2 separate regions of the Homo sapiens genome follow, and region 2 is linked to region 1. A link is an interaction called in ENCODE POLR2A ChIA-PET data of the cell type or tissue named here. Cell type or tissue: PC-9. All regions are shown on one strand. Each heading gives the region's core, and the rest is flanking DNA. Links, peaks and the distances in the headings are about the cores only.

Region 1 (3,448 bases), core at 346-2,845:
CTTTTAAGAATCCCTGTCCTGTGCCCCAGTAAAGGACAAAAATAAAAATGCTCTGTGACTGTAATTATCTAATGACTTGTAATAACCCCTCACCTTCTCATTCCTGGGCTTATTCTAAGGTTCCTTTTCCTTTTATTGAGGAGAAGTAACCTTGGCCTGGATATGTTAGTGACTGTTTTCTATACTAGTATCCCAATATCCCATTCTAGCTAAAGTTCAGGGAAGCAGCTCTAAGTGTTTTCTCCTCCTCGCCCCCTGGGTTTCAGCAGAGGCTGCTGAGTAAGGCAGGTGACCGAGGAACAGTTTGTGCTGGGGCTGACTGGTGACCCATGAGGTGGTATGGACAAAGGCCATTGGTCATGTTTGATAAGGTGCATGATGGCACCAGATGTCTTTAGAAATGGGCTGGAGAATACTGCAAGGACTGTTCTGTGGGAAGTAGAAGAGAAGGGGGACAGGTATGCAGAGCAAAGCAGAGGTGCCAATGAGAGGGACAGTCACAGATCAGGGGAGAGAAATGTGGGGAGGAGCCATGCCTAGAACCACCGCTGATATCATTCTGTCTTCAGTCTTCCCTTTCCTCATTTGTGTTACACCCAACAAGCATTACTCTTGGGGAGTCAAGCAACTTAATTTTTGTCTCTTTCCTTTAAAACTCATACTGTGAGGCTATTGACTTCTGCTCAATAAAATATATGGTAAATCCTATGACTTCTGGTTTCTTTGTGGTAACAAAAGGTCCTCCAATGAGTAATTAGTATGTTCAGAATATTGCAACAATTTAAACTTCTTTCAAAGTTATGCCAATCCCCTTTCCTAACTTGGGCCTGCTGCCATTTTCTTTGCCTTGAGCTTCCATGATTCCTCTCTCAGTGCTGAAGGGAAGAGGGAAACATGGAAAACGGTAAGAAAGCTCTCACTTGACTGATACTGTCTCAAGCTCATGTCTACTTTCTGGACCTAGCTGGCATTTAAGGCTGACACATTGTCTCATGGGAGTGTTTTAGTAGGTTCTTTGGAGGACAAGCTTCCCCATTTCAAATGGGATTTCATCTGCATTCCCTTGATCCAGGGCAAGTACTGTCCTTAGAAGTTGGTAACAACTTTTCTGTTGGTCCCTGGTTTTCAATTCTGCACTCCCCTCCCACACATACAAAATCCCTGTTTTTCTGTTGGGGACCTATCACCGGCCCCCAACACCCTAGTCAGCTGTCTCCAGCAAGATTTCACATGACTGTTCCCCAACTCTCTCTCATAACAAGTTGACAAGAAACACTCCTCCATTCTTTGCCCTGACAAACTCGGGAGTGCAGGCCCAGCCCAGGGCAGCAGCCACCTCTTCTGTGTTCTGCTGTCAGTGCGGTTAGCTCCTCAGCCACTTACTCCCTAGATTTCTCAGGGATGAGTCATAAACTAGACCTGAATGCCCAGACTGCAGGGGACACATACTGAACCATCTGAGAAATCTCTCTGAAGACCTTTCACCCAGATTTGAGATGGAGGAGGAATTACCTTTTACCTGCTCCTCGGTGGGGGAAAGAGTAGGACTGATAGCACACCAAAAGCTCTTTCCAAAAGTTGTCCCCTAATTTCTAACAACCTTTTCCTGGCCTCTCTAACTTCTTGTATAGACTGGAATTCGATGATCAAAGGTGCGAAACTGGTTTTCTTCTTCATCAAATTGCAAATCTATGTGGTGGTATCTCATCTCATTTTGCCACCTCAGCGTAAACTGAGACTTTAAAAAGTTTTAATATCCTCTTTCACTTACAGCAACCTCCCAGCCCACAACAATAGCCTGACTTGATCTCTCTTCCTTGCATGTAAAGCAGCCTAACTAACGCAAACCCCATAATCATTGGAGGAGAATTCCAGGAAAATCATGAAAGAAGGCAGCCTGTGTAGAAGGTAGGAGAAAAAGAGGGGATGATGGTAGTAAGCCTTCAGATAGATTGATTTAGGAGTCTTGCTCATATTCATTGTGTCCAGTTAGTGGTCCCCAACATGTTCTAATAGTTCCCCTGGTGGAGTGGCTGCTGCTACCTGGATGGTTAAGACAAGTCCCTAAAACTAATGGAAAATAACACAAGCCCATAACAACCATTTTCTTATGGCTGCGCCCCATGGCTTGACCAGCAAGTAATTCAATATATAAATGTTTTTACCACCCCAAAGTTGAATACAACCACATGAAAATTTTTAAGTCAAAGAAATCATCCTAGTTAATAATTCATTAATTTAAGACAAGGTCTCTCTCTGTCACCTAGACTACAGTGCAGTGGTGCAATCTTAGCTCACTGCAACCTCTGCCTACTAGGCTCAGGTCGTCCTCCCACCTAAGCCTCACAGGAGCTGGAACTGCAGGTGTGCGGCACCACACCCAGCTAACTTTTGTATTTTTGGTAGAGATGGGGTTTCACCCTGTTGCTCAGGCTTGTCTCGAACCCCTGAGCTCAGGTGACCCATCCACCGTGGACCCCCCAAAATGCTGGTATTACAGGCGTGAGACACCACGCCTGGCCCAATCATCCAAACTTCTGATCAAGATAATGGGTTAAGTTTATATGAGAAGATCACTTTTCCTACTTTAAAAATGTGAAATAAATACTGGCTAAAATATTTGAAATTTTGAAAATGTACCAGAACAATAACTTTTTAAAAAGTATTCTACTGGTTAACAAATGCATAGGCAGATCAGTGAATCAGAATAGATAGTAGAGAATAAGATTCAGATATATATGAGAAATAAAAGTATAATAAAGTTAGCACTTCAAATCAGTAGGATAAAAATTGATGATAAATGATGTTGGAACAACTGGAAAACCATTTGGTAAAAAAATAAAGTTGGATCACTCTCTCACACAAAAACAAAGACTTAAATATAAAAACAAAACCATAAAAATTTTAGAATAAAATATTGGAGAATTCATTCATAATCTCATAAACGTAAAATCAAAGACTGATAAGTTGGGCACTTTAAAAGCACATCATTTCTTCATTAAAAAACCCACAAACAAAAAAACTAATGACAAATGGGAAAAATATTTGCAATTTATATCACAGTTAAAGAGCTAATTTTTTTAAAATGTAAAGAGTGCCACAACACATTAGAAAAATGGGTGACAGATATGAACAGATGGTTTATGGAAAAGGAAATTCATATAGCTCTTGAAGTTATGAAAAGACACATTCAGTGTCACTTTTAATAAAAGAAATGGAAATTAAAACTACAATGAGATACCATTTTCGACCCATAAGACTGACAAAGAACAAAAATTTGGATACCACCCCCTGTTGCTGAAGATGTGGGAAAATAGGTATCCTCATGCATACTGTTAGAAGTACCACTTGGTACAACCTTTATGGAGGGCCACATTTATCACAGTAAAATAGTCTGTTTCACACAACCATTTCTTTCAGAGATACACATAAGTGAAATGACATAAAT
Region 2 (3,448 bases), core at 591-3,090, 1.0 Mb before region 1:
TCCCAGGCTCAAGTGATCCTCCCAGCTCAGCCTCCTACTACAGGTACATACCACCATGCCTGGCTAATTTTTTGTATTTTTTGTAGAGACAGGGGTCTCTGTTTCCCAGGCTGGTCTCAAACTCTTGGGCTCAAGCCATCCTCCTGCCTCAGCCTCCCAAAATACTGGGATTACAGGTATGAACCATCACACGGAGCAAAACTCTTTCAGCAAGATTATATACCTTTCCCCACATTAAAAAAAGTAATTGGCTGGCCGGGCGCTGTGGTTCACGCCTGTAATCCCAGCACTTTGGGAGGTCGAGGTGGTCGGATCACCTGAGGTCGGGAGTTCGAGACCAGCCTGACCAACATGGAGAAACCTTGTCTCTACCAAAAATACAAAATTAGCCAGGTGTGGTGTCACATGCCTGTAATCCCAGCTACTCGGGAGGCTGAGGCAGGAGAATCACTTGAACCTGGGAGGCAGAGGTTGTGGTGAGCTGAGATTGTGCCATTGCACTCTAGCCTGGCAACAAGAGCAAAACTCCATCTCAAAAAAAAATAAAGTAATTGGCATTACCAGAAATGATATTAATATTCTTTAGGTTAGGTGCCAGGGCTACTCTGAAAAAGCCACCACACAGAGCCCCCAAGTCCTGCCAGGTGGTTCACAATGAACCCTCTGGGTAGTGCCAGAAATCCTACATGTGAAGCATGATCACTGAAACATTCTGCGAGTGTGATCTGGGCCTGCAAATTGCTATGAAGCTTTTCTGCTTCAGTGGGAGATGCCATTGCAAACTGAATTGTGGCTGGCAGGGCTGGATTCCTGGGTTTGCAACATGGGCAGTCATTCAGAGCCCTGTGCTTAGACAGGCCTTGTGCTTTGTTTAATGCTTTGCTGTTGCTATCTTGAAATTTTCAATAATATTTGAACAAAGGGCCTCATATTTTTATATCACACCTGCTCCTGTAAATGATGTTTGTCCTAAGTGGCTACATATACCTAAGGCAGCACCAAGTAGTAGAAAGAGCATGTACTTTGGAGTTGGCAGGGGTCAACTCCAATCCCAGTTCCGTAACTTTCTAGCGATGTGAGCTTGGGTAAGTTACTTAACCTCTCTGGGCTTCAGTGTTATTATATAAAAAATAGTGATTATAATGTCTAACTTTTAGAGTCATTGGGGTAATTACCAACAGTTGGGGTAATTACAACATTTGGGGTAACAGTATGTGTTTAGTAATTGGTAATGGATGATAATGACAACAATGCAACAATGATTTGAAAACAACTAGTCAAGAAAGAATGAAATAACATTCATGTGAAAAGACAACCAAAACAAAATGAACAGACAAAAAAATGCCATACACGTAGACTTTTGGGGTTGGGAAGAATCCTAAAGATAAGCTCCTGGGCTGAGTTGTTTTTGCCTTTGCCGTCCACAGCACTTTTCTCTTATGATGCATCTTTTCCCGCATTAAACACTGAGACCCTGAGAACAGATACTGTGTCTATACTTTAAAAATATTTCCAGCTTCTTGCACAAAGCCTGACACAAAGTGGATGTTTAATAAGCATTGGTTGAAATAATAAACTAGCTCATTATTTTATAGCTGAGGAATCTGAGGCCTAGAGAAGTCAGGTGACTTAAATAAGCTTACAAAACTTGTCCTTGGCAAAGCCAGGTCTGGAGTCCTCTCTGTTTGTTTCAGAGGGATTAGTTATTGCCTGGGGGCCCTGTGTGGACCCATCCCTTGGAGCTGTTAAACACAATCACACAATCTTTATTGCTTGCTGAATTGCAATTATCAGATTATATAGGAAATGTTTAAGGATTTTATGTATGTGTATTTTTATTTGTTTTGAGTCAAAAATCAAAAGGGAAGAATGGTCATTGGAGCTAGAATATACTTGTGGCTGTCCCAGTGAACTCCTAGAAAAAGTAATCCCTCCACTTGCCTTTGCTGGAGCACATGGTTCAGGGATAGTTTAGGATCCCCTCTCTCCTTTCCCAAATCCTCCCATGCATGAGCTTATCTGCTGTGATGCTGATGTCCTGGATGTGATTGATTACCCACCACTATCTTGGGGACCTGGGAATGACCTTCTGGATGCATTTGTAAGGAACCAGCTTGGGAAGAAAAACAAAAACTTGAAGGCATCCTCTAGTTGGCCTGAGATAAGGGGACCTCAGAGTCTTCTTTCATTAGCCTGGCAAAACAATCCAAACAATAAAAAATCCATAAGAAAATATTCTGCTTCCAGGAGCTTAAAAGATACTTCTCCTTTCAGCCACCCAGTCACATGACACTATCCCTATGTAAGACAAACAAATGTTTTTGTGGGTGAGAGGATGAGAGGAAGGGAGGAAAGAAGAGAAGGGGAGGAGTTCAACAGAGAAAGGGAGGGAGGTATGATGAGGGAGCAGAGGTGAAAATGTAGAAAAAAGAAAAAACCAAAGAGAGAGAGAGAGATGGAATATGTTTGGAAAGAGATGTGGGCCTAATATTTACCCAGATGATCCCAGGAGCCAACTCAAATCATCAGAATGAATCGATCCAAGTCACCTTGTTAAACTTACTTGGCATAATAATAATTATTGTGTGCTGAAAGAAGCAGTGGGGTTCGGTGAGAGAGTATGGGTTTGAGTTTTGGCTCTCATGATGATTTGCTGTACAAACATACATCTGTTATTTCAAGTCCCAGGCCTCAGTTTTCCCATTCCGAACTGGGGGAAATAAATGAAACAGGACATATGAAAGTAATTTGAAAAATAGAGTGTGACACAAGCAAACACAGTCTCGAATTTACACTCAAGCTGGATCTATTCCACTTAAATCAAAACAGGCTTTGACGTGTCTCCAGCTTTTCTTTTCATGGACTCAGTAAAGTTTTCTACCTTGTGTTTTTAAAGTAAATACATATATAATCCAATGATCTCGTCGCATCATTAGGCTCAGGTGGGCTCGTTCCAAATCATGGATACAACACTGAAATCAAAATACGAAAAGAAAAAAAGGTGCATGGTTTACCCACCATTGTTTAACAAATTTATGTAGTGGAAAGAGCAGATATGGTAGGAATGAGATCTGGTTCAGATTCCAGCTCCAATAGTCATCTGCTGTGTGACCCACGGCAAGTTTCTCAGCCTCACTGAGCCGCACTCTTCCCACTTGGGGTATGGGAGCACCTCCCTCCCTATAATATTATCATAAGATAGCCGGACAAATGCCTAGCTGGCTCCTGGCATCTGTTAGAGCCTCTGCCTATGTTGATCATTGCTGTATCCTCAGTCCTAGACTATAGTAGGTATGAAATATGCAGTACTTTCTCTTTTCCCTTCCTCTTTTCTACTTCTCTTACCCTATTCCCACGCCCACCCATTCAGGTGTCTTTCCATGGCCACCAAAGTAAAGCCTTGGATTTGGGTGTCTGAGATACTGCTTGAGAGCCATTTTTTTCGAAG

The links. ChIA-PET counts read pairs that join two places held together with the same protein. Peaks named below come from ENCODE experiments on the same cell type or tissue, not always from the same donor. Only the 100,000 strongest peaks of a DNase experiment are listed, where the experiment ranks them.
Region 2: POLR2A ChIA-PET joins it to region 1 with 7 read pairs; 1 of 35 experiments calls an interaction of 5 or more read pairs at or near these places.

Annotation. Positions count from the first base shown.
Region 1 is chr11:85,888,144-85,891,591 of GRCh38, reverse strand. All of the region lies in intron 5 of CCDC83 (coiled-coil domain containing 83), which reads right to left. Among named protein-coding and RNA genes, the nearest start is that of CCDC83, 34 kb to the right of the region's middle. In PC-9, for the core only: no CTCF peak of the experiment used is centred there; a DNase peak (open chromatin) is centred at 1,411; H3K27ac peaks cover 1,426 bases.
Region 2 is chr11:86,933,372-86,936,819 of GRCh38, reverse strand. The region is part of intron 1 of PRSS23-AS1 (PRSS23 antisense RNA 1); the gene reads left to right. It also overlaps a transcript of PRSS23 not described here. Among named protein-coding and RNA genes, the nearest start is that of PRSS23-AS1, 3.4 kb to the left of the region's middle. In PC-9, for the core only: no CTCF peak of the experiment used is centred there; a DNase peak (open chromatin) is centred at 1,679.